Regions from separate parts of the Mus musculus genome. Here all the other regions are linked to region 3. Evidence: chromatin loops called from intact Hi-C (ENCODE). Cell type or tissue: heart. All regions are shown on one strand. Links, peaks and the distances in the headings refer to the core of each region. The heading gives the core; the rest is flanking DNA. Region 1 holds the start of Rdx (radixin). Region 2 has its middle 27 kb from the start of Fdx1. Region 3 has its middle 19 kb from the start of Zc3h12c. Region 4 overlaps Rdx (radixin). Region 5 holds the start of Fdx1 (ferredoxin 1).

What was found. Peaks named below come from ENCODE experiments on the same cell type or tissue, not always from the same donor. Only the 100,000 strongest peaks of a DNase experiment are listed, where the experiment ranks them.
Region 1: a loop joins it to region 3, with 4 times the contacts of the local background. A loop is called at or near these places in 11 of 42 quality-filtered maps.
Region 2: a loop joins it to region 3, with 2.1 times the contacts of the local background. A loop is called at or near these places in 2 of 42 quality-filtered maps.
Region 4: it touches region 3 in a loop (2.7-fold over the local background); 11 of 42 quality-filtered maps call a loop at or near these places.
Region 5: it touches region 3 in a loop (2.7-fold over the local background); 3 of 42 quality-filtered maps call a loop at or near these places.

The regions. Positions count from the first base shown.
Region 1 is chr9:52,044,712-52,050,845 of GRCm38, forward strand. It overlaps Rdx (radixin), which reads left to right and starts at 3,230. Exons shown (of 14, transcript NM_009041.3): 1 at 3,230-3,721. It also overlaps the pseudogene Gm6981. In heart, for the core only: a CTCF peak has its summit at 3,167; DNase peaks (open chromatin) are centred at 3,360, 3,480 and 4,060; H3K4me3 peaks cover 3,538 bases; H3K27ac peaks cover 3,208 bases.
Region 2 is chr9:51,987,605-51,993,738 of GRCm38, forward strand. No RefSeq gene overlaps it. Among named protein-coding and RNA genes, the nearest start is that of Fdx1, 27 kb to the left of the region's middle. In heart, for the core only: CTCF peaks have their summits at 3,413 (motif pointing right) and 4,058; no DNase peak of the experiment used is centred there.
Region 3 is chr9:52,165,494-52,171,627 of GRCm38, forward strand. It overlaps a transcript of Zc3h12c not described here. Among named protein-coding and RNA genes, the nearest start is that of Zc3h12c, 19 kb to the left of the region's middle. In heart, for the core only: CTCF peaks have their summits at 3,392 and 4,967; DNase peaks (open chromatin) are centred at 2,658 and 3,388; H3K4me3 peaks cover 2,317 bases; H3K27ac peaks cover 1,750 bases.
Region 4 is chr9:52,051,224-52,057,357 of GRCm38, forward strand. All of the region lies in intron 1 of Rdx (radixin), which reads left to right. Among named protein-coding and RNA genes, the nearest start is that of Rdx, 6.4 kb to the left of the region's middle. In heart, for the core only: a CTCF peak has its summit at 3,648; no DNase peak of the experiment used is centred there; H3K4me3 peaks cover 558 bases.
Region 5 is chr9:51,960,457-51,966,590 of GRCm38, forward strand. Fdx1 (ferredoxin 1) reads right to left here and starts at 3,146. Exons shown (of 4, transcript NM_007996.2): 1 at 2,815-3,146. The coding sequence starts at 3,011. In heart, for the core only: no CTCF peak of the experiment used is centred there; DNase peaks (open chromatin) are centred at 2,715 and 3,125; H3K4me3 peaks cover 1,925 bases; H3K27ac peaks cover 1,535 bases.

The sequences.
Region 1 (6,134 bases), core at 634-5,633, 120 kb before region 3:
TATGCACAGGAATCCCAAATCCTATAAAAGCACAAAACTGAAAGCCATAGTACATACAAACAGGCACTATACAGTTAAAAAAAAAAAGATGGGAGTTTGTGTTCATTTCTGCTCTGTCCTGGGACCCATCTGAGCATACCTGCCCAGGCGTGTGCAGCCCTGAGCATACTGCCAGTCTCTGGGAGTCCTGTGTCTAGAAGGCCTCTCTGGCTCTTTCAATCTTTCTACTTTCTCCTCTAAACGGTTCCCTGAGCCCTGAGGGGAAGACTCTGATGGAGACATACATGCATTTAGGTCTCTCTCTGCACATTGTCTTGCTGTGATGCCTGTATTTGTTCCCATCTACTACAGGAGGAAACCCATCTGGTGATGGCTGAGCAAGACACGGATCTATGGGTATAGCAAGATCTATGGGTATAGTAGAAAATAAGAGTAATTTTGTAGCTACATTCCTTTAGCAGAACAGTAGTATTTGCTGTCCCCTAGGTCCTTTCTGGTGTCAGCTCTTGGTCATACAAGCAGTGTCAGGGATAGGGTCCATCTCTTGGAGTGGGCCTGAAATCCAATTAGATAGAGGTGGTCACTCCCACGTGGCATTCCTCTTTTCAATGCCTATGTCTTAGAAAGGAAAAATCCTGTACTGCTCAATTTACCTTTCTAACCCTCACTCCCCACCCCACCCACCCCAGGACATCAATCACATGCTGCTGCCTTTCCTGGCTTCTCTGAGGCAACTTCTACCTACCACTTTCCTCTCACCTCCTCTGGGAAGTTCTCTCAGAGTGAATTGCTCTCTTCTGTGTCTCCCTGGACACTGTGTGTAAACTTTTATTACAGCCATATTACACAGCACTGTTGGCTTTCCTCACCACCTAAACAGACGCAGGATCCCAGCCTCACTTAAACTAGCAAGAGGCCTAGAGCTTTGTCTCTAAAACAAGACAAGCAAAATAAAACAACAACAAAAACCCTTCATCTATAAATTATTTTCTTCATTTAATAAATACATTTTCTTCATTTCAGGAAGTACTTTTGCGTGTGCTACTGAGACTAATGCTTTAAAATTCCAGATTAAATTATAGTTGGAATTCCAGAAGTGACAATGAGCAAACATACTGTGGCAAGTCTAGTAAGAGTGTAGCATAGACATTTTGGCAATATCTCATTTTACATTTTTCTTTAGAGACAGGGTATCAGTATATAGCTCTGGATATCCTGGAACTCACTCTGTAGACCAGGCTAGCCTTGAACTCTGCTTCTACATCCCAAGTGTTTGCATTAAAGATGTGTGCCACTAAACCTGACTATGATTTTAAAACATCTTATATGCTATTTAAAAATATATCTTGACATCTATTGAATAATATCAGGTATCTTTCAAGAACAAGACTGTTTTAGGAAGTACGTATGGTTCTTTCCTCCCCTGAAGCTGAACTGTTTGGGATTAGGCTTTGGGTAGTGGAAGAGCATTTAGGTGCTCAGCAAGGAAATTCAGTTCTCAGCACCAGGAGGCACACATACCAACACCACAGCATTGAAGGCTTTGGGATATTTTGATTGAATATTCAATACTTCATTTAAAAGTGCTAATATCTGATGTGAAGATCAAAATAAAGCAACGGTATGTGTGTTTCCTCTTTGATTTTGTATCTAATAGGTATTACTGTGATGGAGTTTTTAGTCTATTCCAGAGTATTTTCTTCAGATGTGTTCTGAGCTGTGGACCCTCTGAACGACTGACTCTCCCACCAAACTGCTTTTTAAATATTTGTCTCTGTTTCCATTTTCCCATCCACAATGTTTGAGAGTACCCTTTTTATCTTAGCAGCTTGAATACTATCTTTTACTTAAATATTTACGAATATGATGGCAACTGAAATGCTACAACTTGGGTTGCATCTGCTACTGCAGGACATAGGATAAGATCAGAGCTCTTAGATTCAGACTTTTGAGTCAAACATGCCTTTGGGGTTGGCCATGGCTCTGCCATTTCCTAGCCAGGTTATACTGACAACTAACTTTTTTGAAGCTCCCCTTTATTCATTAGCTTCTTTTAATGCCAATAATAGCTTTTACCTTGAGCCCAGGGTTGTTGTAATCATTAAACAAGGCAGTCATGTGAAAGCACTTCACTGTTCTGAACATAAGACCACGAATGAATGCTTCGTTTTCAGTTGCAAAGTGTACCACCGACTTCCGACTTTAGTTTGATTAGTGTACTACTTGGGACTCCCATGACATTTTTACTGTCCCTATCTTTGTTGCACCCGTGGGGAGAGGGTCCACAAGTATTCAGTTGGTGGTCTCAGAGAACCACCTAAACCTGTTTTGGCTACAAAGCACACAGCTGGTTCCCATCCTTGAGGAATTTGCAATCTAAAGACTTCTGAGATTAACCTGGAGTCTCTGGGGGCTTTTTAATTGTTTAGTGAGGTCTCTTGAGGGTGAAGGTGGTAGCTCACTGAGGAGGAAGCTCAGAGAAAGGATCTGCAGAGTCCCTGGAAGAGCTACTGTCTCAGGAAAGGCAAGTCTAAGGCTTCCCTAAAGATGGCGTATTTGTCCTGTAAGAATTACGTACATTCGCGTTATATTTGTATTGACAGTTCGTTTACGAAAGAGGTATTGAGTAAACGGAACGCGGTAGGCAGGTAAGGATTGAACCATTGCTGTGTGTACAAGTGGCACCAAGTGTTACTCTAAATCCCAGCAGAAAGTACTGAGGGCAGGCAGCACCGAGGTAACCCCACCAGAACGCAGCCTCGGTCTCTCTCTCTAGCGAGTGGATACAGTGAGACTATGGTCAGACTGGTAACTTTTTCCAAGTCTAGAATAATTTAGGTTTGGCTGCTCTTTGGGCCCTACTTCCAACTTTTTTTTTCCTTTCTCAGCCTACTCCTTCTAACCGCCAAGGAAGGAGTATCCCTGCTAACAACAAGAACAAAAAACCTGATCGCATTATAGGGTCATACCCACTGGCGTTTTGAGGGAAGTTAAAAACACTGCAAAATTTAAAACCAACCAGCCTTTCTAGCTGGTTAAAAACCTGCACACATTAATGTTCTTTTTGTTGTAAACACTGGGCCCACTTCCCTCTCCTAGCCCGGGATCCTGCAGCCTAGCACCGAACTGCACCCTGGAGCGGCTGCCGAGGGGATCCCCCCTCCTCCCGGGAACAGCTCCACCTCGGGGGCGCTGGAAACGCCCTCCGTGAGTTCCCTGGCACCAGCGGGAGTTTCAAGTTTCCACTCGCGGGGCGGGGGCAGGCGGCGGGCGCGCGGCGAGCTTCGGGCCGCGCGGCTCCGCTTCGTTCACTGCGGGCTTCGGACTCGGGCTGGCCCGCGGCGTCCTCGTCCCGCGGGGAAAGCTTCGCGAAGGCCCCGCAGCGCGTATTCTCCCCCCAACCCCCGGCTGAGGCCCACTCGATTCCGCCCGGGGCGGCCGGGAGACACGCTCGCGGGGTTGGCGCTCGAGCCCCGGCCTCGCCCCGCCACTGGCGGCCCGCGGGAGGAGGGGGCGCAGGGCGGCCCCGCCTTCCCCCCCGAGGAGGCGCCGGGCGGCCATATTGCCGAGCTGTCTGCGGCGGCTGCGGCGCGTCTTCTCTCAGGCGGCTCAGGGCTCGCACCGCCGACTCTCCGCTCGTTCGCCGCCAGCCACGACGCCCCCGCCGAGCCGCGCCTCAGCCAGCCGGCGGCGGGCAGGGAAGGAGCCACTCATTTTCGGGGTAAGCCCTGCTCGGCGCGCTCCCCCGTCCCAGGCCCCGGGGGCCGCTCTCCCCGCCGAGGCGCTGAGGTGGCGGCCAGAAGTTGCCGGGCTGTGGCGCCGCGGCCCGGGGCCTGGCGCGCCTCACAGACGGACTCGCGCCTGGCCGCCCTAGAGGCGCCGTGGTCGTTAACGGCTGAGCCACGCCACTTACCCGGAGTCTCCCGCCGCGCCGTCCGCCGTCGGCCTGGCCGCCCCGTGCGTCGGGCGGTGCGGGTTCCCGCCGCCGTGGACTGGGCCCGGGGCTCGGGTCGGCGCGCCCTCGGGGGCCGCATGGAGCGTAGGTCGCACGCTCTCTCGCAACCCGGGGACGGGGACCGCGAGGCTAGAACTTCTCCCCCGGCCTCCCGTTTGAAAGTCGGGGTGTTGGATTACTAGAGAGCGTGCGGACGCGCGAGCCGCGGAAAGGCCGTCGCGTTGCCGGGTCCCGCCGCGCAAGCCCGCGAGGCCAGGCCCGGGCTCCCGGCCGCCCTTACCTGGGGCTGCAGTCACGGCCCGCGCCCTCCGGGCCCCCCGGCTTGCCCGCACCGCGGAGTCGCCTGGCGCACAGTGAGCAGACCCCACCAGGAAACTCAGCTTTTCTGCCTTTCGGGGCTCCCAAACTCCCATCGCCCAGCCAAGTTTGAAAGGGAGTAGTGCGTTATTTCAGTTGAATAGTCCGTTCCTACACAGATGTTTCTGTAAACGTTGCCAGGATTCTGGGTGGTTTTGTTTTTTTTTCCTCCCTCCCCAGAAGAGTGGTTATTCATTGGAAATGTGTTTTAAGAGGTCAAGTTTATAATTTTTTTTTTTAAAGTACAGTTGAGATTTTGTAAAAAGAGGTGTGAGGGAGATGCCCGGTTGGCTGTGCGGAGGCACCAAGATTTGCATGATGTAAATGTAAAAGCCGAAGATAACAAGGGTTTATGTGATAAAAGAATACTTGGACACTGCAATCTATTGTTGACCGAGCATCTTTTTTTTTTTAATAGAATACTTATAAGACTGTGACGAAGCACAGAATAAACAATTGCCTTGTTCATTTTGCTGCATAAATAATGGCTTAATCTGCTTGCCAAAACTGCCCCATCAGATCTGAAAAGAGAGCCTAATGTTTAGGATTGCGGGCTTTTTTTTAATCTTTAGAATTCTGTCACTTGCACCAGTGTGTACTTTATCTTTCATAATAATAATTTCTTCAAATATGACAAAATGCAGACTCCTTTTCAGATTGTCAGTATGCTGTGAAAAGAACCACAGTGGCTTTCATTGCATAGATCCCTTTGAAAACTGTATTTTGGAACATTACTCGGGTAGTCATTAGGAAGTCTTTAGCTTGTCTGCGTGAGGAGGAGTTGCCCTCTGTGGGCCCTACAAACTCATTTGCTCATCTGTAGCTTCACACGGGAGAGAATGGAGGAGGGGCTCAAGAGATGTTTGTAGAGTAGATTTAATAGATTTTGCTGTGTGGAAAAAACACATGAATCTTAATTTTGTGGGGATTATGATTACCTGGGTAATTACACAGCTTCATTGCAGCATTTCTGTGTAATGGGTGGGGACAACAGGTTTGCTGTCTCCTTCTCTTAGTAGCTGTTAGTAGTTGGGGGTAGGGGGGATGGGAGATAGGTGCACCAACTGAGTTTTGTTCCTTGCTTCACCATTCCCAAGAGCAGAATGTATTTTTATTAACTGGTTTTTAATCTCTGGTGACTGGTTGGAAGACTTATTTTCACTTTTTCAATCTCTTAATATAAAATTATGTGCAGTCTAGTATAGTAGATCTGAAATGTTGAGTGATGATGAGAGTTCAGAGTTTTCACTTAAAACTTAACACACTTTAAATTGAGCCATTTAAAAACAGGGTGGCAAATCTTAACTTTTTTCCCTAAGGACCAGGGCTTTTAAAATATTGTTCCATTGAGGTAGAGAAGGCTGAGCTGTGTTGTTAAAGCATATCTGTAGGGTATAGGCAACAGTTTTCTGTTATTGGTGCAGCCTGGGAGATTAAGTCACTCTTCTTGGATAGCTTGGGTCTCTTATTGCTGCAATCTGGGAAATAGGAAATCACTCTTGAATGACTTGGGCTCCCTGCAAATCAAAAGTTGGCTGGTACTACTCTACCCTGTTGACATCCCGAATTGGGAGCTGGCTTAAGTTGCTGCTCTATAAGGTTATTTTAAGTTTCTAGACCATAGGAGTCACTAGAGGGTGTTCTGGGAAAGCCCTGACTTCAGACTCCAATAGGAAGCTCATCCAGTCTGACCTCAGAGAGTTATTCTTTTCTATCTCTCGTGTGTTTTACAGCTATCCTCTCTGTCGCATTCATTAAGTTTCTATGTGTTTCTTAGTATTTTTATGGATGTATATTTTAAATCATTAAAAATTATAAAAAA
Region 2 (6,134 bases), core at 682-5,681, 180 kb before region 3:
TATCTTTGAGCCCTATGACCTCCAATGCTCTAAATGAGGCCAGACACTCCCAGTGACTCAGTAACTCTGTTCTGTCCTTTAAATAGACCAAAATGTAAAATAAAGTTTCTCTCTTTTATCAGGAAAAGACCCCAAGAGTCTGTTTGTCTTTCTCTACTCATTTATTGCTCTTCTCTTCTTGGAGCTCCAAGTTTTAGCGTTTGCTACACTGGCAGAAGCAAACATTCAATGGCTGCTTACAGTTTCGGAGGGTGAGTCCATGGTCATCGTGGCAGGGAGGGTGGCAGCAGGCAAGAAGGCTCGGTGAGGGAACAGTAGCTGAGACCTTACATCTGGTCTACAGCAGCAACCAGATCAAGAACTCACTGGGAATGGAAACTTCAAGTGGTGACACATTTCCTCCAACAAGACGACACTTCTCTCTGCTTTCCAAACAGATCCATCAGCTGGGGACCAAGAGTCCATGTATGTGAGCCTCCAGGGGCCATTTGCAGCCAACCCATCTCAGTGTTCTTAACCACCGACTCATCTTTCCAGGCCTAACTTGCTGTTGCTTTAAGCCACTACTTCTATATTTATTTGTCACAACAGCTCAGGTCAATTAACATGCTCCCCTAGCCACCCAAGCTCCTCCAAGCAACAGTTAAAGAATGGAAGATTCATAAATACAGAGAGGAAATAGAAAAAGATTTTGACAATTATTAGAAGATGGCAAATTAATGGGTGAAAAGCAATTTAGCAGAGATAATAGCAACCAGAGGGTGTGAAGACATGGTCAGTTGTCAACAGAGGCCAAATATAGTCACCAAGTAGATGAGTAATGAGGCACCGGGCTGAAACAGAAGACAGGGTGAATGTACAGACACAACCAAGTCAATGCTGTGCCAAGAGCTAGGGGCATCCCTGGTGCTTACCTCCAGTCCAAGTCCTACCACTTGAACTTGTATTGTATATATCAGTTCTGCCCATATACTTTCTATTGGAAAGAACTAGTCACAAGCTTCTTCCTGGAGCAAGAGCTAAGAAGCACCACACAGAACAGACAGGCTTTTGTACAGCATCTCTGTACTTCAGAGGGAAGATGTACTTCATGAAGCTCCATGTCTGCTGCATGCTCTACAGCATGCCACCCTAAGATTTCAGATCTCAGAGGATCCTCAAAAGTTCCAGAAAAAACAAACAAACAAACAAACAAACAACAATAATAAAAACAGATCACATGCTACTTGAGGATAATCAATCTCACTGGCACCAAACTCTTCAATACCAGTACAGAATTACACATTCTCAAAATTCTGAGAGAAATGTATCTTGCCGCAGAAATGTCTATCATATCTAGCAAGCAATATTCCCAGAAGACAGTAGAAATGTATAATGAAGATGTTTAGGGAGAAAAGTAGAAATGATATTTACTTCATGTGTTGCCAAATTTGAGGGAAAACTATGATGAATAATTTGCCAAATGTTGAATTTCTTGGGGGAAGAGGTGATTGTAAAATAATATAATAAAACTAATAAGCCAGGCGTGGTGGTGCATGCCTTTAATCCCAGCACTCGGGAGGCAGAGGCAGGCGGATTTCTGAGTTCGAGGCCAGCCTGGTCTACAAAGTGAATTCCAGGACAGCCAGGGCTATACAGAGAAACCCTGTCTCAAAAAACAAACACAAAAACAAAACAAAACAAAAACCCTAATAAACTATTAAGTGGGGAGGGAATAGACATCCCTCGTTTTAATTTTTCTATTTTTATCATTGTAAATTGATGTTATAGTTGCATGTATTTATTGGGTACACAATGATGTTATGTGGTGCTGGAGACATGGCTTGGCTCCTAAAAGCACTTGCTGCTCTTCAGAGGATCCATATTTAGTTACCAGCACACAAATCATAAGGCTTAAGACCTGGTTTGTCCAGTTCTAGAGAATCCAATGCCCTCTTCCAGCCTCAGTGGGCTCCTGAACTCACATGGCATACATGCAAGACACATAGGTAATAAAAACCAAATCAACAAATTTAAGTAACATTATGACTTAAAAACACAATGAGGAACCAACCATTAAACCCCCTATAATTAGCATCTCAAATGCCTTATTTCTTGCGGTAAGAGCATTTGATGTTTTCTCATTATTCACCAGGCTTTGTAATATTTCAACATTTTAAAAGTAAAACTTGATTCCTCCTGTCTAACTGTGGCTATGTACCTACTGACCATCGTCTCCATATCTCTTTATCCTAGATTAGAAGATTAACAATTACCAATGTCAGGCTAAGCAGACTCTGTATAAAGAAGATATGATTGCATGCATCAGTGGTGAATAACAGCAGATAGATGTCATTAGATTTTCTTAAGATTTATTTGTATTCTTTTTAATTATATGTATGTGTGTGTGTGTGTGTATACATGTGGCTGTCCCCGTGAGGGTGACTCCTGGACTGCAGGAGTCCCTAGAGGCCAGAGGGGTGAGATACCTGAGACTAGAATTATAGACAGCTGTGAGATACCCAATGTAGGTGCTGGGAACTAAACACTGGTCCTCTGGAAGAGCAGCAAGTGTTCTTATCGACTGAGCCATCTCTCCAGCTTTTAAACTGAATGAATATTTCATAACTGTTCTGGAAAATAGGGGGAAGAGAAGTGAGGGAGAGCTGGAGTGGGAAAAGAAATTTAAAAAATCTCAATAATTTTCATTCTAGAATCATAGCCTATACACATATGCAAAGATCATGTACAAAGGACTTCATTATATTTATCACTGGAGAAGAAGTTGGAAAATGGAGATAACATAAATATTTGAGTGAGGCATAGTGCTATTCATTTATATTTCCAGCACTCAAAGAGACTGAGATGGGAGAATCACAAGCTTGAAGTCAACCTGGGCTACACAGTGAGACTATACCTCGAAACAGACAGACAGCAATAACCAAAAAGACTGGTTCGTCACATCTTAGTTAAACAGGATATGATGTAAATAAACACTCTTCAAATCAATCATCCCAATATGCTGGCATGGTATATGCCCAGATAATGAAAACAAAGCACAGACAAACACAAGAGACTCAGTGCACCAGGGGCTTTCCTCTGGCTGTGGCAGACTTCTGACAGCAGTAACTCAAGGGAAGAAAGTCGCATTTTTGCTCCTGGTTTCCCGGGACTATAGGTCACTATGGTGGAGAAAGCTTGGCAGCAGGAGCACGTCAGGCTATGGCTGTGGAAGCTGGTAGCTGGTCACAGTGGCCACTACAGTAGAAGCTGGTAGCTGGTCATACTGGCCACTACAGTAGACAGAAAGTCAAGAGAGCTACAGCTGAAACTCAAAGCTGGTATCGGCTTCAAGGGCCTGCTACCAATGACCTCTGTCAACTTGCCTGACCCCATGGTCAAAGGGACCACAAAGTCATAAAACAGTACCACCAGCAGGGGGCCGCATAGTCAAACACCCAAGAAACTGCTCATAGAGATTGATTGGCCTTGAGAAGGAGGCTGTGGAGGGGAAGGCAGGACAGGCATGGTCTCATATTTCACTGCATGCTATTTTGTCAGTTAAAAGTCTATGTTAGTGAGTATACTATTAAAATAAAAATTTTAAAGGAACTTTTTAAAAAAGAACCTTGGTAAAAGAAAAAAAAACCAAACCAAAACAAGTGTCTTCTAAACATGACCTTGGCACTATGAACTCAGGGTGGCTGTGGCTGCCTGCTCATCATCAGCCAACAGTTCAGCAGATGGGGGGGCGGGGGGGGGCGGCAGGCACACAGACCCCCCAACCCTGGCTGAGGAGCCCCTGATAGCTGATGGCTGCCTTGAAGTGACAGAGGGTCAGATTCCTTTAGGGGTGTGGCCTCTGGCAGTTGCCCATGATCCTGTGGTTGGTCCTACACTCATGCCTAGACTGGGAACATTAATTGGACTCAGCAGGTTATTTAAAAAAAAAAAAAGAAAATCTGACAGGAGTTAGGGGAAGAGGGAAGGGTGTGTGTGGTCATAATACATGAGATGATCAAAGAATACATTTTAAAATTATTTTTAAAAACCAACTCTCTTACTTTCAGCATGTTTCCTTTAGGTGGCAGCAACTGTATTTTCTGTGTGTGCAATCCAGCTGGCTTGCCCTTAGGACCAGATCAACAGAGTGTTTTCATATCTTGTTTTGTTTTTCCCTCTCACAAGGGAAAGAAAAAAAAATCCTTGGAATGCTAAGTATTCATTAATGAAACACATGGTCCAGAAATATATTTCTGTTGTACTATCCCAAGTCCTACTGTCATAAAAAGAAAGTCAAGACAGACCAAGAGGCTAGCAATCCCGGTGGTTATAAAGCCAATGGGAGGGTATTTACCAAACTGACAATGCTTGTTTGCATGGTAGACCAAAGAAGGGGTCGCTTGTTTTGCTCTGGGTTCTTCCAAATTTCCTACAGTGTGAAAGGTATTTCCTGCAGACTTGTTTATTGTAGTCCTAATCTGTGCCACTTTAGCCTGCTTAGGCCCAGGGGACCAAGACTTGTGTGCAATTGTACTCCAGTTGCCTTGCCCACGTTACTTGCACACCTGCTTAATGGAAGTGCATGGTACGGAGAAGTCAGAGCCTCTCATTCTCTCACTGACAGAGTCAATGAGGGTAAGTTCTTACAGAACTACTCCTGGTAGCTAACAGAAAGGGTATCTCTAAAACCAAGGCCGCAGAAGAGTCCTCTTGTCACTGGGAGGGTCTTGGGAGAAATTGAGCAGATCCTGCTGTGTCATTACAGTGCACAGGTCAGCTTGGCTGTGTGCTAGGCTTAAGAAAAGAGATCTGGCTGGGCGTGGTGGCGAACGCCTTTAATCCCAGCACTTGGGAGGCAGAGGCAGGCAGATTTCTGAGTTCAAGGCCAGCCTGGTCTACAGAGTGAGTTCCAGGACAGCCAGGGCTACACAGAGAAACCCTGTCTCAAAAGGCCAAAAACGAAAAACCCAAAAAAAAGAAAAAAGGAAAGAAAGAAAGAAAGGAAGGAAGGAAGGAAGGAAGGAGATCTGTTTCTGCTTTTTGAAGAGATGTATCAGCATGTTTACCTGTGAAACTAAGGACAAATCAAATGATACCTGGTGTGTAAATCTCCCAAACAGTGGTATCATAGAACACTAAGAAAAAAAGAGTAAGAATTTAAAAAATCCCATGCTGTATAATGCAGTTCTACCTCAGGGTATATACACCAAGACAGGAAAGTATATCTGAATGGATAATGGATATTTACACACTAATATTAATAGAATTATCCATAATAGCCTAAAGATGGAAGCAACCAAGTGTGAACAGATAGAGAAATAGATGAACAAAGTGTGGTAGGTGTACAAAGTGGAAAAGTATTTAGTCTTCAAAAGGGAAGAGATTCTCACAGTTGCTATAAGAGTCTTTAGACATTAAGCCAGTCACTAAGGAAAAAAATACCATAAAATTCTGCACAAATCAAGTCTAAAAAGCAGACAGACTTCCACAAATAGACAATAGAATATAAGTTGCCTGGAGCTGAGAGGAAGGAGAAAATGGGGAAATTCAGTTTTAAAGGTATAGAGTTTCAGTTTTGCAAGGTAGAAATAACTGTAGAGCTGAGCACTGGTGGTGGTAAATAGCAACATGAATGTTCTTCACAGAACTCCACCCTGAGAAGTGCATGACGTGGGAGCTGCTGTCCTGTGTGTTGGCCTGCAATGATAAGGTACCCAAAAAGACCAACCAGATTGAACCAGAAAGTAATGAATATTCCTCAGAACTTCACTGATGTCTTAAGATGAGTGGATTACATGTCAGCTACAGAATTGTTGTCATTAAAACTTTTTTTCTGGGCTGGAGAGATGGCTCATTGGTTAAGGGCACTGGCTGCTCTTCCAGAGGTCCTGAGTTTGATTCCCAGCAACCACATGGTGACTCACAATCATCTATAATGATATCTGGTGCCCTCTTATGGCCTGCAGGCATACATGCAGGCAGAACGCTGTATACATAATAAAAAAATCTTAAAAAGAAAAGAAAAGAAAAGAAAAAAACAAAACAAAAAAACTTTTTCCTTTTTTTTTTCATGTGTACATGTGATTTGCCTCCATGTGCATGCAATGACCGTAGGGGCCAGCAGAGGGCATCAGATCCCTTGGGACTGGAGT
Region 3 (6,134 bases), core at 822-5,821:
ACTCAGAAATGCATCTGCCTCTGCCTCCTCGGTGCTGGGATTAAAGGCGTGCGCCACCACTGGCCAGCCGCTTTCTTATTCTTTGCTTAATGGGTTTACATATCAATTCAACTTGTGGTAAAAACATGTATTCTTTTCTATCACTATGTTTAGAGATACATTCTTAAACCACAGACACAAAACAAATTTTTTACTGAGATATTCAGTAAAAGCATTATGATATTGATATTAGGAATATTCGGTACAGTGCAGGTCAAATTCCAGGCTCTCAATGGTTAAAAACTAAACCTGGAATCTTCCTTCAAGAAATGTTAATTATTCACTCATTTGTTACTTTTCTTCCTAATACAAACAATACCACATGACTGCCACATGCCACAGACACTGGCCCACCCACTCTGGTTTCCAGCCAAGAGTCCTAGGACATGGCTCTCCCTCTGTGCTATCTACTTGAACCTAATTTTGAAGCCTTAGATGAAATCTGAAGTTTTTACTTCTTCGCTTACAGTGCTTAAGAGATTTCCATTCAGCATTATGGTCTATCTGTTAGTAAGAAGTCCTCCAGAGGTTAGGGCTCTTACGCTATACCTAAATTATTATTTACCAATGAAACAGGAGTATACCAACTTTAAATGAGCAACAACTGGCAGATCAGTTTATAATTGTACATTCTAACATTAAAAATATTTCTAAAACAATTCAGCCAACATCTTTTTTTCTTTAAAAACTTCAAATCAAAATGCAAAAGAATTACAACTCTTCTACACGTAGAAAGCAAATCACCAAGCATATACTGACAGCAACACTTTTAGATATCGGCAGTAGTTAAATGCAAGAACCATGGAACTCGTCTAGAGTAACAAGGTAATTCAATTTTGGACTAGAAAAAAACGTTTTAAAGATAATTTTATATTAACCACTTGGGGTCCAATTTGGCAGTTGTAACTGATTAAGATGTCTCCAGAGAGGCCCCAAATATAAAACAGGATATTTTTGTTGTGATCATTTTAAAAGGTGGTAAAAGGAAGTGAGTAATAAAAGCCCCCCACCACCACCCCCAGCACGCAAACATTCCAAGTTTCTATTTTCCATTGCACCAAAATAGTTCCATTAGACTTTCATGGTTAAATAGAAGTTAAAAAAAATATTGATCTCTTTGTTGTTAATCACCTGATTATGGGATCCAAGTCAGTGCTCAGAACCCTGGCTGCAGTAGGTCCCCAATTCAAGCCCACATAGCAAAGAGAAAAGAAAATGCTCATTTGTTTATAATGTTTCCTCTTTTGTTTTGGAGACAAGGGTGCAACCATTATAGCCCTGACTAACCTAGAACTTGCAATAGACACCAAGCTGGCCTGGAATTCAAGAGATCTGCCTGCTTCTGCCTCCCAAATGTTGGGATAAAGGCATGTTTACTCTTCTTAATGGTCATATACTAGAAGAATTGCAACTTACTATGAAAGTAAAAGCAACTCTTCAAGAAAAATATTCAAATATTTCAAGTCATAAATTCAGATTCAATCAAACAGGTTATTTTTGACATCTTTATGGTGCCATCAAGTGAATAGATTTACATTGCTGATGTGCAAGAACAGAAGGAAATGTCTGAAAAATGCATGGGCTTGGGCTTGGGCTTGGGCCATCTATTCAGAAGTCAGAGACTACCAAGATTTAAGAAACTGTAAGTAAAATCAATTGCTTATACATGTGAGAGACTACATAAACTTAGGTTATGCCCTTGTACCCATGACTTTGTTTGATACATCCTCTTCTCCAGCCCTGGCTGGCCTCACACTTAGGATCCCGTTGCACTAGCCCAGGGCTGGGATCACAGGCATGTGTCCCACTGCTTCTAGCTGTAGTCTTTTTAAATGGGTCTTGGAAAGTCAAAAAAAAAAAAAAAAAAGTGAGGTACGTCTGTCTCCTGGTTTCTGTTTATATTTGAAGTAGAGACGAAAATCTCAATAAGGCAATGAGTGAAGAACTGTACAACTTTCTCAGATTTCTAAATATACAACGCTTAGGCCCAATTATCTCTTCATCTATTCTAAGGCGGTTAAAAAAAAAAATCTGAATCAATAAGCGTCTGATGGAGCTGGAGATACTCCAAGACAGTCCTGCAACCAATAGGAGAACTTTCCCTAAATGTGGATTACGGCTTCATCTCTTTATCACAAAACTGAGAACACAAACCCCCAGTGTTAACGGATACCCAAAGCAGCAGGAGACCCGGAGTAATCAGTGCTTGGAAGCAACCGCTGTTTGTAAGGATTTTCAGGGACAATAAAGGATGATAAAACAGTGTAGGGAGGAAAAGCGGGATTCATTTCTCCAAGTTAAGTAACACCTTGTAGCTCACAGGGAGTTAAAAATGAGCCCAGCTGAAATGGGCGCGGGCTTTGGGCAGGAGGGTGAGGACGGGGATCAGGCGAAGGGTGAAAGGTTGGTTTCCCTAGGACTCGCCAGAGGACGGGCGGAGAGATGGCTAATGAAAGCGAATGGCTGGGGCTGGATAGAGATGCCGGGTGATGCCTCACCCCACGAGCGCGCGAGGGTCCGAGCGGCAGGATCACAGCCGTGGGTCCGTTTCCCTCGGCGGCGCCCGGGCCCGCCTCCATGTTCGCTGGCCCTGGCCCTCGGGCGGGCTGGAGCTACTGGACCGGCGTTCTAGGCCTCCGGGCCCGGCCTCCCCTCGTCGAATTCCCCACGGGGGCTGGCGCCGCCCGCGGGCAGGATGCGCTCGGCTTTCCCGCTCAGTGTTCGGGGCGGCGGGCGCTGCGCCACTCGACCTCGGGGGTCGGAGCCGCCTGGGCCTGGAGTTCCCTGAGCGTGGCCGCTCTGGCTCCGGCTCCGGCGGATCCTGAGCTCCGCTCTCGGGCGCGGCCTCCCCTGCCCCGCGGGCCTCCCGCGCCTCTCGCTCGGGAGCACACCGCACTGAGGGCGGCGAGGAAAGACTAGCGCGGCCATCCCGACCCTCCTCACACCCCGCGGGCCTCCGTGCCACCCACCTGCAATGTCTTCTCCGCAGCCATCACGGCATGCTCTGGAAGCCGGGCCGGCCCCGGGCCCCCTCCGCCAGGCGGCCGCCTCTCGCCTTAGCGCCGGGCCGCCGCGGCCGCCGCTAGGGCTCGGGCCGAGCGGGACGCTCCCCCATGCCGCCGCCTCGCCCGCACGCCCGGCGGACTGCACGCCAGGGCCGCGGCTCTCAGGCGCCCCGGGGCTCCGCCGCCCGCCGCCGCGCTCCTCGCTCTCTGCCTTGCTCGCCCGCTTACCCGCCCGCCCGCCCCAAGCCGCTGCAGCCACTGCGTACCGCGTTCCTCCCCTCCGCTCTCTTGACTTCCTTCGCTGCCACTGGAGCGGAGCTTGGCAAACCAGCACCTGCTGCTGGAGAACGCCGAGAACTGAAACAGGAAACCCTAAGCCAGGGGGGGAAACCCGGGAGGCTTGGGGAGGGGTGAGGGGAGCTGCTGGGACCTGTCGGGCTCTACCCGAGCCTCCTCCCTGCCCGTGCATTCCCCTCCCGGCCCAACCCTAGGTAGGGTCCCTAGTCCTCTCCCCAGCAAGAACTCTGGTCCCACCCTTGACCCTGACGGCGCCTCTTGTGCTGGCCACAACATCTCCACCTTGCACCAGCCCAGATCATGCCCGGGGCAGCCAAAGAAATCCAAGTGTTGCTTTCTAGGGGCATGTTACTTGTTTGTTGACTTATCATTAATACCTTGAAATGGGGGGTGGGGGCAAACAAAACACCACACCCTGCGTAATAAAGACCACTAAAGGAATTTAAACAAATGAAGCTGTAGGGGATTCACCCTTTGGGAAGGGCTTCCTTCAGCTAGGAAACCGGCTTTGCTGGAAATGGCAATCAACGTCGGAATTGAGGTTAAACCCGAGATGAACACAGATCACTTTAGGTTGGGTGCAGGCAGCCCTGTGCACAGAGGTGAACACCTGTGAATAGCCCTGAGCGCTGAGCGTTCCCGTTTCAGAGAAGTGAACAACACCTAGAGCAATCTAGGTCAACTTCTCAGAAACGCTCCCACCTCTTACTCACCTGCTTATGGAAATGTTAAATCAAAGCCTTACTTCTTGCCCTTGCAGGCTGCATCTAATTCTGAAACAGGAGGAACACTATGCCATCCATCATCAGTAGTTTACTTATCTCATGAAATCGTCACCATAGCCAGGTGAGCAAACTATTAGGATCCAGTTTATCGTCAGACTAGCGAAGTTCTCAAAGTTTATACAACTTAGGTTAGAGGAAAGATCCCTATGTGTTTGTCTCAGGGCTGGCCTAAGACGCCTTTGGCTACACGTTTCACCTTTATTAGAATTGTTTCTTGCTTTTCTGAATTGTTTTCAATAGGACGTAGATCATTTAAGCCTGGATCCCTGGCTACTCAATGTTCTAGTATTCATGATGCTTATTGAAGCTCAAACTGTATAGTTTAAGGTTTCTTTCGTTTTACAAAACCGAAACCCGCCTTCATAGCTCCGTGGAGCAGCACATCTATCCCCGTTACATCTGTTTTGCACTTTAAGTATTGAGGAGGTCCCAGCTGAACGCATCCTTCACATGATGCCCATGGACACTCTGAGCCTAAGAAAGCAGAGTGTCTTACTTAGCCTATTCTCTACTTTTGGCAGACTAATTTGGGGGCCTGTTCAATAAAGATTGCAGACAGGAGGTTGGCGTCTGTGGGCCACAGTTTTAGTATCACTTTGGAGACCCCAGGAAGACTAGCAATCTGCTCTCTGCAGCAGGTCAGATTTTTTTTGGCAAGAAGGATAGAATAGAATACTCTGGGAAAGCTGCCCCTGTACACTCCGCCAAACCTACAGATCTCTGGAGCAGGACTAAGAGAGTGGCAGGGACTTAGAAAGAATTTGGCTGGCAGACAACAGTAAGTAGCAGCCTTCTGACATGACTTTAGTGACACCAGGAGGTTTCTCCATTCTTAATGCAGTGCCGGGACAGCCTTCTTATTCTGCAGTTGACTCAGCCAAATCCCAATGAATGTGGATTAAGCATAGCTGAAGATCAGGGGCACTGTGTTATGTACTTTGGAGATAAGATGAATATCAGCTGTAAAAGCTACTAGTTATTGGATGATTATAAAATTCCAAATACTATTCTTTTCATGAGTTTTCTTGTTTAATGCCCCCAAAACCCGTGTAGAGGAGAACCTGCCATAACCCCCCCTCCCTTTGCAGAGAGAACCAACACCAGAACTACAGGCAGCAGATAACCAAGAGCAGACAACCAAGAGCGCAGGATCTACACTTTAGGCAGTTTGACTCGAGAATTAGGAGCTGTTTAAGAATATGATGTAATAATCGCCCAATATTCACATTGCTGTTTAGCTGGGGAGATAAGAACACCCAAAGAAAACCCTGAGCAAAGGGTTTGCAAAGGGAAATCTGAGGCAGATTGTGACGGGTGAATAGTATTCTGATGAGTTGTAGATAACCAAGATCGTGTCCAAGGACAGCATTGATGAACAGCCAGGGCGATCTGGGGAACAGAGATTCAAAGAAAAAGGCTAGAGAGGAAAAGAAGAGCAGAATCATAGATTGTGTGAAAACAGAAAGGGGGAAGAGGGAGGCATGGAAGAGAGAAAGGAGAGAGGTAAAGATGGCTATTTGGCTCTGGGTAGCCCACTAACCAGTGGAGAATCTGTGACAGGTTTTAGAAGGTCATCTAGAAAACCTCATATTGTAGGTAGACAAGACTACACTCACTGGATGGTCAGAAGGGAATGCGAAGCAAATGCTGAGGCTCACATGGTAGAACAAACCTGAACTAGTGATATGAATGGCAAGGTAAGAGAGGAGAGGAAGAGACTCGTTAATTGTTAAGTGTAAACCTCAGAGGCCTCCTGGATATCTGGGTATACACTCAGTGGGGTGGGGTAAGAGTGGGAGAGTGGGAGTGTGCCGTCACGTGAGTGTAGTGTGAAACCTGAAGGAAAGGCAAAGGGTGGGAGGGACGGAACGACTTCTAAAATCCAGAATTATTCTGTTTTAAATGTGCAGAGTGTCACAGTGTTATCTGTGGGAGATAGTTTAGTATATAGATTTATCTGCTAATGAAAGAAAAAGATGGAAACTTAACATGGTCTCCATTATACAGC
Region 4 (6,134 bases), core at 753-5,752, 110 kb before region 3:
AGACCCAGCTGTAAGGCATTTTCTCAATTAGTGATCAAGCGGGGAGGGCCCCTTGCTTCCCCTGGCAAGCTGAGCAAGCCAGGGGAATCAAGTCAGTATAGTAGCACCCCTCCATGGCCTCTGCATCAGCTCCTGCCTCCTGACCTGCTTGAGTTCCAGTCCTGACTTCCTCTGGTGATGAACAGAAACATGGAAGTGTAAGCTGGATAAACCCTTTCCTCCCCAACTTGCTTCTTGGTCATGATGTTTGTGCAGGAATAGAAATCCTGACTAAGACACCATGAAATTAATGGAATTTGCTATACTAATTTTCAGAAGTATTGATTGTGTAAGTACATTGGTTTATGATTAGTGGTTAGGTTTACTTTTTTCCTTTCTAAAGTATAGTGCAAATTCTCAGTAAAAATTTGTAAACACATCTCACACACACATAAGCATAGAATGTCTTTTGAAACAGGTTTATTATTTATAGCAGCATTTATATGTATTTTTTTTTTAAACCTGGAAACTATTTAGAAAGGAATAGTTGTCTATGTGATTAATTTCTTCTGTCTTTAATAGTAGACTCTAGCTAGTAACCAGATTAGTGGAAAAGGTGGGGGTTATATGGGTTTTCTCCACACTAAACAACAATGTGTATAACAGTGCTTGCAAATTCACCAATTTAAAATAACTAGAATTTTTGTTTTTATTTGTATTGAGTCAGGGTAGCCTTGGCTGTCCTATACCTTGCTATGTAGACCAGGCTGGCCTGGAATGCACTGAGGTTTTCTGCCTCCAGAATGCTGAGATTAAAGGTATAAGCCACCATACCTTTAAATAACATAGTTTTGTTGAGTAGGTATTTGCTATAAATTTGTGTATGAGTAAGCTTTGTCTTTTTCCTTATAGTTGACCTTTTAAGTATAATTCTAAATTTATATGTATTAAGTTTTATGTATGTAAACACTGTCACTAAATTTGTACATCTAGTGAGTGATATAACCAGACAGTGCTGACTACTTTTCTTTATGCTTTCTCTACATTGGAAATAATAGAGTAGTAAAGTTAATTTACTTGGAAAGATTGGGAACTGTTTTGTGTATTAGCCAGTTAAACCCAGCAGGCCAAATCCAGCCTGCTCACATTTTTGTAAATAAAGCTTTATTGGCCAGGCAGTGGTGGCCTTTCATACCTTTAATCCCAACAGGGATTGGGAGGCAAAGATAGGCGGTGAGGGAGGGCAGGTTGGTCAAGGCTACATGGAGAAACCCTGTTTTGAAAATCCCAAAATTAAAAACTTAAAAGTTTTATTGGAACTTGTCCATGCTGATTGTTTGTCTGTGGCTTCTCTTGAGCCATGATGGCAAACCATATGACTTACAAAACCTGAAATAGTTCTTTGCCTTTCTGCAGAGAGAATTAGCTTTCCTCCAGTTTGAAAGAAAAACAACAAACAACAACAAAAGCTCTACTGTATTGAAAGAATGTTTTAAACTGGGCCTTGTGGTACAAATCTATGATCCTAGCTGCCCTTGGATGAGGCAGGGGATTGCATGTTCAAGGTCAGTCTGGACAATTTAGCTCTCCATCTCAAAATAAAAAAATAAATAAATACAGGGCAGCAGATAGAGGTCAGTGATAGCGTACCTAATAGGATCCAGTCCCCTCGGTGGGGTGGACATGGGTACGGTTTTACATACAGTACAAAGGAGTACCACATTAGTATTTTCTCTGAGAGTGGGGGGTAACTAACTTTATAAATTGTACTACTAGTAATTGATATTCTAGAGGATTTTTTTTTTCTCTAAATTTTAGTTACTTCTAAACTTAGTTATTATTGGCTTTCAGGACCTTAAATGTTTCTTTTAACTTTTAAAAAGTTGAAATTAAATAAGAGATTTGCTACAAGTGAATTTGTAAGGTTTTGAGTCTTTACATCATTTAAGATACACTGAGTGAAAGTAATAGTAAATTCTCAACTCTGGCCTGGGGCCTTCTCCATTAGCTTAGACTAAGATGGTTTTTTCCTTTGGTTAGTTGTAGGATGAGTTGAGTACCTTGTCTTGATACAAAGTATCAAAGGGAATAGGGGAGGATTCGTTTTCAGAAGCTTCTCCCAAGAGGTTTTCGCCTTGGCCAGGATTGTAGCATGTTCTATATCTCCTACATTTGCCATTGCTGATCAGATTGTTTTCTTTTGATTTTGTTCCATTATTTTCCTAGTAATATACCAAATGCATTGAATTCTTTTGTCCCCAAGTGGAAAAAGAGCCAAAGTGATCTGTCATATATTAGTAATGCTTAAATGAACATGCAGCTAACATTCTTGGTTCAGAACTTAAATTATAATATGAAAAACATTAATTGCTGTTAAAAATGCTTTATTAAATTATTCTACAGGACTAAATCCAGCCTCCTGCCAGGTTTTACAAGTAAAGTTTTTTTTGAATGATTGCAACATAAGACTATGGCTTATGAAATCTAACATGTTTATTTACCTGGCCCTTTACAGAGAAAGTTTGCTGAACTTTTTTTTTTAAAGTGTCAGTCATGTATCCAGGCAATTGTTACACTATGGTACACTATGCATTTAGGATGGAAGAGATCCTGAGGTGTTGACAGTGTAAAAAAACACGTGCCATACTGAATATCTTAAAAGTGTATTAAGTGGGATTATGGAGTATGTCAGCTGGAATTAGTATTAGTGTATAAAGTTCAAAGAATTCTCTGTGATGTCAATTCTGGATATTTCTTGCTTTCTATTTTTTTAAAATTTTAAATATTCCTGTTTCTGTAAATTAATAATCTTTGAATAAAAGACAGGTGGAGTAGATGTATTTGTCCTTAATAAAGAATCCCCCCCTTTATAAAATGGACAATGAAGCTGTACAGCATCTTAGGGTTAATTGACAGTGTCTTTTCAAGTGTGTTATGTCTGTAGGCTAATATGTCTGAGGATAGCTATGTGCATCCCAACACATCTATAGATGACAGTGCCATGTTGAAGTGTCAAAAGTTGGACACTCATTGTAGGGGGGAATGGATTGAATTTTCTTCGATGTCATGAGAACTGATACTTAAATTTTTTAGGTTCTATATTTAAAGAAACTATACAAACTTAGTTTGGTTTTAAGTAGAAGTGTATATATTGGAAAGATTACTATATGTACCTCAAACAAGCAGCATGATAATTATAGTCATTATTAAATGTGACATTTAATTCTTTAATTCAATAAAATAACTGAAATGGTTTTAGAACAAGATATAGTAAGCTTTATTATGTTTGTGTTTGTTGTCTCATTGATTCTTACTAGCTTGGCCATTTTATAACATTAAGATGAAAAGAAAATGTTGTCCTTGAAAAATAACAGCTAAAGTATTACCTATAGCCTAGATCCTCATCAAAAGCAACAAAACCCTGCTACTGCTAAATAATGTCTAATGTCTCAAAAAATATAAGGTGTAGAGATATTTGTGAATACAATGTTGAGTCTTTGGTTCTTTACTGCTACATGAGTCTGCTTTTCTCTTCCCATTTCTAACGGCATAAAAATGTTTGTTTTATATTTATTTATTTTATATCTTAGTACACTGTCCCTGTCTTCAGACACAGCAGTAGAGGTCATCAGATCCCATTACAAATGGTTGTGAGCCACCATGTGGTTGCTGGGAATTGAACCTAGTCAGTCTCTTAACCACTGAGCCGTCTCTCCAGTACCTAAAAAAATGTTTTCTTAAATGTAAAATGAAGAAGTTGAACTGGAGATGGCTGTCTTACTTACATTTTAGCACATATTTACAAATGATGCTTCATTTGTCTTTCTGACTACCTTAGTAACTATATATTTAAAAAATATTTTAGGTCAGAATTGAAATTCAAGATAATATGTTATTTTAGTACCATTTTACACTTGTTTTAGAAATTAAAATTTTCTCAACTTGCAAATATTTTTTTAAAAATATCTTTAAAACATAGACTACTACCACATGAATACGTCTTAGATATCTTTAGAATTACCTATCAGTTTACAGCTTTGATGATGGTAGAGGAGAAAGCTTTCTCAGCTTTTGTTGTCTGGGACTGGCTTGCCTAGGACTGCATGAAGAAAATCGAATAGGACCAGCAGAACCTAAACCCAGGCTGTGAAGGACTCTGACCTCACTAACTAGTTCCATGCCTTCAGGCAAGCCTCTTAACCACTTCTTCCTTTCTTTTTAGAGGTATAGGAGTTAGGAGTTGGAATACTAAAGTAGGCTGGGGAGAAGGCAGGCAGTTAGGAGAATTAGACCACGTCTGTAAGTGCCTTTAAAGTGAGCATACTGCAGATGTAAGATAGTCTTGTCTTCTGCACTTCACTTGGGAACTGCGTAAGTTGAGAGAGAGAGAGAGAGAGAGAGAGAGAGAGAGAGAGAGAGAGAGAGAGATTACTACACTATTAAGCTAATATATATAATAAACTTTTTTTTTGGTTATTTTTAAGGTTTTAAACCTGAGTGTGTGTGAACTTGGATAAAGTTGTATCCTTTGTCACATATTCTGTTATGAATGTAGCAGTATCAGAGAGGCTGTTTCCATAAGACTTATTAGGGATCTTCATAATGCATTCAAGTTATTTTAGTGTAGTATTTATTTTTTTAAATATTTGTAACTTTTACCAGAGAGGAATAGCAATCCTTTATTTACTTATGTATTTAATATGAGTACACTGTTGCTATCTTCAGGCACACCAGAAGAGGGTATCTGATCCTATTATAGATGGTTGTGAGCCACCATGTGGTTGCTGGGAATTGAACTCAGGAAGAGCAGTCAGTGCTCTTAACCACTGAGCCATCTCTCCAGCCCTCAGTATAGTGTTTATAATGCTCTTTACTTACAAGTCTGGTGATTAAATCCAGTACTACTGTTATTTAAAGTGTTGGAAAAGAATCAAATATATTTGTGTATCTGATATATCTGACATAGATTTGTATATTTTAAGTTTTGATAATTACATTCAAGCACTATACATTTCTTATAATTTTATGTACTTCATACATTTATTGTATGAGCTTAAACACCTCTGGGAGGTGGTTCACAGGTCTCCCTAGAGTGTCCCACATGGAGGAAAAAGGATTGATAAGTTCTTTGTCAGTGTCATAACTGTTGATTTGCCTGCCGTTTACCTAATTGAGGCATTTTAAACTTGTTTTTATTGTATTACTTCCTAGTTTCCCAGAAAATTGGCCAAGAGTTCTTTTAGAATTTTATATAGAGACAACTACTTTGCTCTTCCGTAGTTTGACTCCCAAAAGACTGAAAATGGTTATAGTTAGGCCTTGGGAGAAGAATAACTTGAAAGTAAAATTAGTTTGGTGTTAATTATTGAAGCTTCAGTGTAAGCCACTACTAGACTCCGCTCGGCAGCACCTGTTGCAGCACCTGACCTGTTGGTGTGTTGTGCCAGTGCAGCAGAAAGCCACTTATATGAGGAAGGTCAGCCTCAGAGTTGAAGGACAGAGGATGCTATATATCAATGTTTCCTCTTTTGTGGCATTTTGTTTGTTCATATGGGTAGGTGGTGGGAGGTGGGAGACAGCTGCTGTCAGCATCTCTTCAGACTGAAGCCTCTGAACTGATAACTAGGTAATTGCTGCTACCTTTGTGCTTCTGAGGAACTTGGTATGCAAAAGACATATAGGGTGGAACCTCTGGAAGAAATTCAGGAGTGGGAGAAACTGCAGTGGCAAAAATTCACATTAATAAACCTGCAAGGGAAACATTAAACAAATTAAAGGGGCAAGGAGAGTCATTGCTTTATGACTATAACACGAACTTTATGTTTTATGAATATAGCTTTATGAATATAACATGAATTCAGCAATGGTTGGGCCACCAGCTTGTCTGTTTGGCAGCCATGTAGATAGAGAAGGAAGACAGGATGCTGAAAACAAGTAGTTTCACGTTAGAAATGAAGTAGTTTCTTGGCTTTTCATGTGATCTTTTTTTTTTTTCTCTTTTGCTACTGGCAGATGCTAGTTTTATTTAAAGTGTATCATCCTAGAAGTGACTTGATGTGTACCATTCATGGTAAATAGTATTTTGGTATGAACATTGTTCATTGATCACTAACTTGACTAAAACTTAGATTTTAATTCTACTTACATATAGTTTG
Region 5 (6,134 bases), core at 372-5,371, 210 kb before region 3:
TGTTTTACAGATTCCTACTTATTTCAGGCTAAGTTCCACTACTCCAATAGCCAAGGATGGCCTTGAACTTGGATCCTCCTGCTTCCATCTCCCAAGTGCTAGAATTACAAGTATGTCACCACACCCAATTTATGTGGTGTCAGAGATCAAACGGCTTCACACACACTACACAAGCACTCTACTAACTGAGCTACATCCTTAGGATAAACTGTTTATAATTTAACAAACTGAGAGAAACAGTTAAAACAGAGTGTTTTTATTCCTTAAAACACTATACACATGTATTTGACTAGAGTTAACTTCTGTCTACTCTCAACAACTGATTAGTCAATTGTACAGACCTTCCCACCCCAGCCCAGCCTCTGCCACATACACACAGCCCTTTCTAAGAGCTAGGTAATATTTCAAGTAGTGCAATAAACGTAATTCTTCTAAACCATATTCACCAATTAAATAGCCACTTGTTCTGCTCAACCCCAGCAGACACATTAACAAGGCCATAGTCCTGTAGGTCTCCAGGCTTCGTGGAGAAAAGCAGTGTTTCTCGACTTCCCTAATGCTGTGGCCCTTTAATACATTTCCTCGTGATGTGGTGAACCCCCCAAACATAAAATTATTTACACAGCTACTTCATAACTGTAATTGTGCTACTGTTATGAAATGTAAATATCTGTTTTCCAGTGGTCTTAGGCCACCTCTGTGAAAGAGTTATTTTACCCCACAAAGGGGTCTCAACCCTCAGGGTGAGAATCACTGCAGTAAAGTATAGCAGCAGTTACCCTTTCACTACATAGCCTGGGGCACTAGCAAGGGAAAAGGGGCAGCCTGTGGCTCCCTTCTTCCCTCATCACCTTTGCTCTCTGAAATGACTCATGAAGTAAGAACCACAGAGCTGCCAGCTGTAGCACTGCAGTATCTCACACGTCTGACACGCAAGAGGGTCCTGCCTCCATCCGCAGCAATACAAGAAGAAAGACTGACACCTGCTGTGCAGCACAAAACCTACTCAAGGTCTAGGTCTGGTTTTGCCAGCTGCTTAATATGGAAAACGCCCACTAACCTACCTATATACTTCTTGGGATTGTCTTAAAAGCACAGTGAAAGAAAGCCCTTTGTGATCAAATTGCTACAAAATATCAGAGTACTTGGGAACAAAAGCTTTCAATACTCACTTACTGAGAACTTACATAAATGTGGAATTTAAAACTCAGTTCCTAGAATTGCTGTCCAAATACAAGTGTGTACTTAACAGGAATGTCCTGCACTGGCAAAGCCAAGCACAACAGGCACTCCCCATGCACTAAGTACTTGAAATGACTGTAAGCCCGAAGCTTAAATACTTTTTAGCTTCACTTGTCTTAATGTTCAATAACCACATATGCCTGGGAGCTGCTGTGTTAACAGCAAAGGTCTGGATAATACGAGCTGGAAAACTTATTTAAGCTCTGTCAAGAAGCAAAGAATCCAAAACCTAATGACAAAATCGTGGGAACCAGTTTGCAAACGCATGTGTGTTCCCTTAAATAGTAGTCACACTGATTATGTACAATGTATGTCACAGCTTAAATCCAGAAAGCACCTGCCACAGAAATTAAGGCATCCATGGGTGAATGGTTGGAGGGGCCAGGAGAACTAGGACTGAATGGTCCTAACAATTTCCCTCTCACGTCATGCAAAATATCTGTATGTACAAATGTATTTGTATGCACAAATGTATGTACACACATTCTTGTTCCTGCTATAAATATAAGTTTTCTGAAGAAGCCGTATCTGCGTTGACTATTTTGCAGACTGATACACCAGGCACAAACATTTGTGTTGTGAAGAGGTGATTGCCACAGATCTAGAGACAGCCAAAGTTACCTTGAGTGAAGGCCTTTAATGGCCACGTATCACCAGACACTATTTCTGAGCTTCATGTTTACCAGGTAAAGACGTTTGGAACATATTATTCGGCTTCCGATCCAAATGCTATCTATGTAAGTTAGCTTTATATAATCCTGTGATCCACTTGGTGTCCCAGCAATATATTTGGCAAGTACATTGATTTGTGACTTTCTTTGGGACTGTGACTACAAAAGTTGAGCTAAGTTCTTCCACCGAGTAACATACAATCCAGGGAAACCTTAATCTGTGTTTCCAGACCAAAACCACTCTTGTTTCACTTTGAAGAAACTTTCATCTTCCCTTTGAAGTAACAGATGTGTTTTGCATTGACATTGACATTATATGATTCTCACCTTGTCCCTACACTTAGAAACCTGTAAGTAAATCTCGTCTTTAGTAAATCTAAGGGGACCGTGCTTTTGAGAACAAATATACCCAGTATCTCCACCCATGGTGGTGGTGGTGGGAATCTCTCATCTCTCTCTCTCTCTCTCAACATTCACCACAGAATTCTCTACACTATGACCCCCAGAACTGTTGCTAAGAGGCAGCTGCCTACTGAGCCCTCACTTTCAATCAGGTGCACGAGCAATGTTACCTTCACGGGGTCGTTTATCCCTTAAATCATCCTATAAGGGCTACACTGTTACCCTGGGTCAACAGGGCGGGTGTAAACCCTACCCTACCTGAAGTCAGCACAAAGGGCCAACACAAAGCAACCCCAATGGCGAAGTCGACAAGGACAACCCACCGAGGAAGCCCCAAAGCCAGCGCCCCACACCGCCCGAGCCAGGCCCAGAAGACTAGGGTCACGGGAAGAGCTCTCCGGCGCGGGGCCAGCAACCGAGAGGCGAGGCGGAAGGGAGTCGCGGGCGGAAACGCAGGCCGCGGGATGAGGGACCCATCGCCGCTGCCGCCGCGCCTCACCTGCTCCGCGCGCGCGCAGACACGCTCAGCGGCCGGCCGGGCCCGGCCTCTGCATGCAGGCGGGGACTCGGGGTCCACGGAGAGATGGCAGTTCCCGCTCCGGTCCCGCAGACCAGCAGCCGACAGCGGTCAAGGCCGCGGAAAGGGACGGAGGCGCAGGCCGCGCGCAGGAGTCGGGCGCCCGGAGCGGCCGCCATAACCCTGTCGGAAGGTTCCGGGTCCCGCGGAGTCCTGCGCAGTGCTGAGGGTCGGGTAGGTCCCGCGTGTCCGGCTGCGAGAGGGCTACACTCCCGCGAGCGCCCTGCGTGTCCTATAACCCGCGGCTGCGCCCCGCCTCGCCGCTGCCACGCCTTCGCGGGGCGGGGCCGAGCACTGTTCCAGGGATCTGGTTAAGAGTTCACCTTGAACTTTTTCTGCAGTCAGCTCTGCGCTCTGGAGCAATTACTCATCAAGGACTGACCAAAAAGCCACCAGATTAACTTTTGCCTTTTGCCATAGACCCTCAAAAACAAAGCAAATTATCACAGTTTCCAACACTTTAGAATACAAGTTACAGCAAAAGGGACCTAGGTTTTTCCTACACAGGACAGCAGAGAGTTATACAAAGTTTTAAAATGCCAATAGGCATTTTTATGAAGAGAGACATGCATAGGTAAAAGCATAAACTATCTCATAATCAATAATTTGCTATTTAGGGCTGCTGAAGAAAGCAGGTAATAACGGTCAGCCTGAACTGACAAACTGAATATATAAAATCCTGAGAAGTTAACAGGAAACTTTTCTTAAATGAGTAACTATTCAACAGACTTCAAAACTAGAAAGCCGACTTTTAAAACGCGCACGTTGTCATTGCTAGTACATTTTTGAAAGAGTTTTTGTGGTCAGATACGCAACCTCCAAACCTAAGTCCTATGTTGATCAGAGACCTTGGATAAATTACTCTTGGAGGATAAGAGTTTCCATGACTGCGGATAAGCTCACACTCAGGGCCACTCTGGAGGTTAGGTGAATTAGGGCAAGGAACTGCGTCACAGACCATGAGCAATACATACATCATCTTGAGCATTCCTGATAAGGTGCTGAAGGACAGAAGCACATGTTGCAAGCGAACTGAAGACAGTAAAAGACTACTTAAATATTCAAGCTGAGGCTGGAGACGTAGCTAGGGGTAAAGAATGTGTGTTGCCCTTGCAGAGAGCCTGGGTTCAAGACTCAGAAACCATAGAGCTGCTCACAACTCTCTGTAACTCCAGTTCCGGGGGATCCAAAACTTTCTCCTGGCCCCTCGGACACCAGGCATGCACATGGTACACATTAGATATAGATTCAGGCAGACACATACATTTGGGAGGAGAAAGGGTATTCTCAAGAGGCTGAGCACACGGCTCACCAGTTAGAGTACTTCTTGAGCTTGCACAGGATCTTATTTGGTTTCTCAGCACCCACTGCAGTTGGCTCCCAACTTAAAACTGTAACTCCAAGTTTCACAGTAATCCTCTGCCCTCGGGCCTCCACAGGCACCCACTGACATGTGGCATACACGTACCTACACACACATATTTTTAAATAAAAATATTTAAAAAGTAATACTTAAGAGGTGCAAAACTGGTCAGGTGTTAAGGACATTTGCCGCTCGTCCAGAGGAGCAGAATTCCGTTTTTAGCACCCATAGTCAGGTAGCTCATGCATGCCCAGAACATGCTCATTCTGACCCCATGAATACACATGCACACCTCAAGAAAATAAATACTTTTAAAATGAATATTTAAAGAGATAGTCTACCTGTATAAAGTCTCTCTAGAGGACATATGGATATTGAACCTGCAGGGTGTAGACATGATTACCTTAGTCTTTGGGCTAACATCATGTTTAAAACTCGGGTTAGAAAGGGGTGAAGAAATCCTGATGAGAAGGCTTTTGTTGTTTTTCAGTCCTAAACCCAAAACCTAAAACTTCATCAGATGATTCAACCATAGGAGAACTGGGCAAGGCATGCATTCCATCTCAGTCCTCCTGTAGAAGAACAAGCTTTGCTTGGCAGGGTGTGTATAAGGTAGTTGAGTAGTTTTATCTTAATAGTCCAATATATCAAGGCTTTAACTAGGCATTTAGAATAAGCTGGTGTTCCCAGGTAACTCAATATCAGCATTAGAATTCATGAAGCATCTTCATAGAGATCAAGGGTGGGAATTGTTCTCCAGACTTTGAAAGGCAGGTGAGGTCACGCTAAGGATTGAAGATATGGACATTCAGCAGAATTCCAGAAGAAGTGAAAAACATGCTGGCTGTGAACATAGATAAAGCAACATGGAATCATTGCAGACTTGCTTTTGCCCATGGGTCGCCTCGTCTATAAAGTGCCACCCCTCCATGTTTTACTCATGTCAAACCCACTAGTATTTTAATATTCTTGCTGTTACAAAAACCAACACCAATTGGGTAAATTATAAAGAACAGATTAAACTAAATAAGCCTAAATTGGAGGCTGGAGAGATGGCAGTTAACAGCACTGGCTGCTCTTCCAGAGGTCCCAAGTTCAATTCCCAGTACCTACATAGTGGCTTGCAACTGTCTATAAATGTAGTCTCATGGGATCCAATGCCCTCTTCTAGTGTGCAGACATATATGTAGACAAAACACCTGTAAGTCATCCTGAACATATCTCCTCAGACATTCATCATTCTTACGATGAGGACTGTAAAATCCTTCTAGCTTTTTGAAATGTACAGTGGAAAATTGTTATCTATAGCCACCTCACTATGAAACAGCATACCAGGACTGACTTAAGTGTTACAGTATGCATATTTATGTACACATGTGTGTGCATATATCATATATAAAAAAGCACTGCATGAAATCCCATTAGCATTTATGATTTTACATATATGTTGAAAAACTATAAAGAACAAAAATGTGGCATCTTGAGAGATAACCCAGATAGCTAAAAATACATGCTACTCTTACAGTGGACCTGAATTTGGTTCCTAGCACCCATGTTGGATAGCTAACAACAGCCTCTAATATTAGTTCTAAGGGTTCAAATGCCCTCTTCAGTCCTCACACATTTGGAGACTGGGTAGTCCAAATTCAAGATGCCAGCAGGTTGGTATGCAGTGAGAGCCTAGTCTCTGCTTCTGAAATGACACTTTATAGCTCTGTCCTCCAATGAAAGAAAGGGTTAAAGTATCTAGTTCTAGTCTATCTAGTTCTATTAACCTTAAAAAAAAAAAAAGAAAAGAAAAATTATTATTTGAGTACACTATAGTTGTCTTCAGACTCACCAGAAGAGGGCAGCAGATCCCATTACAGATGCCTGTGAG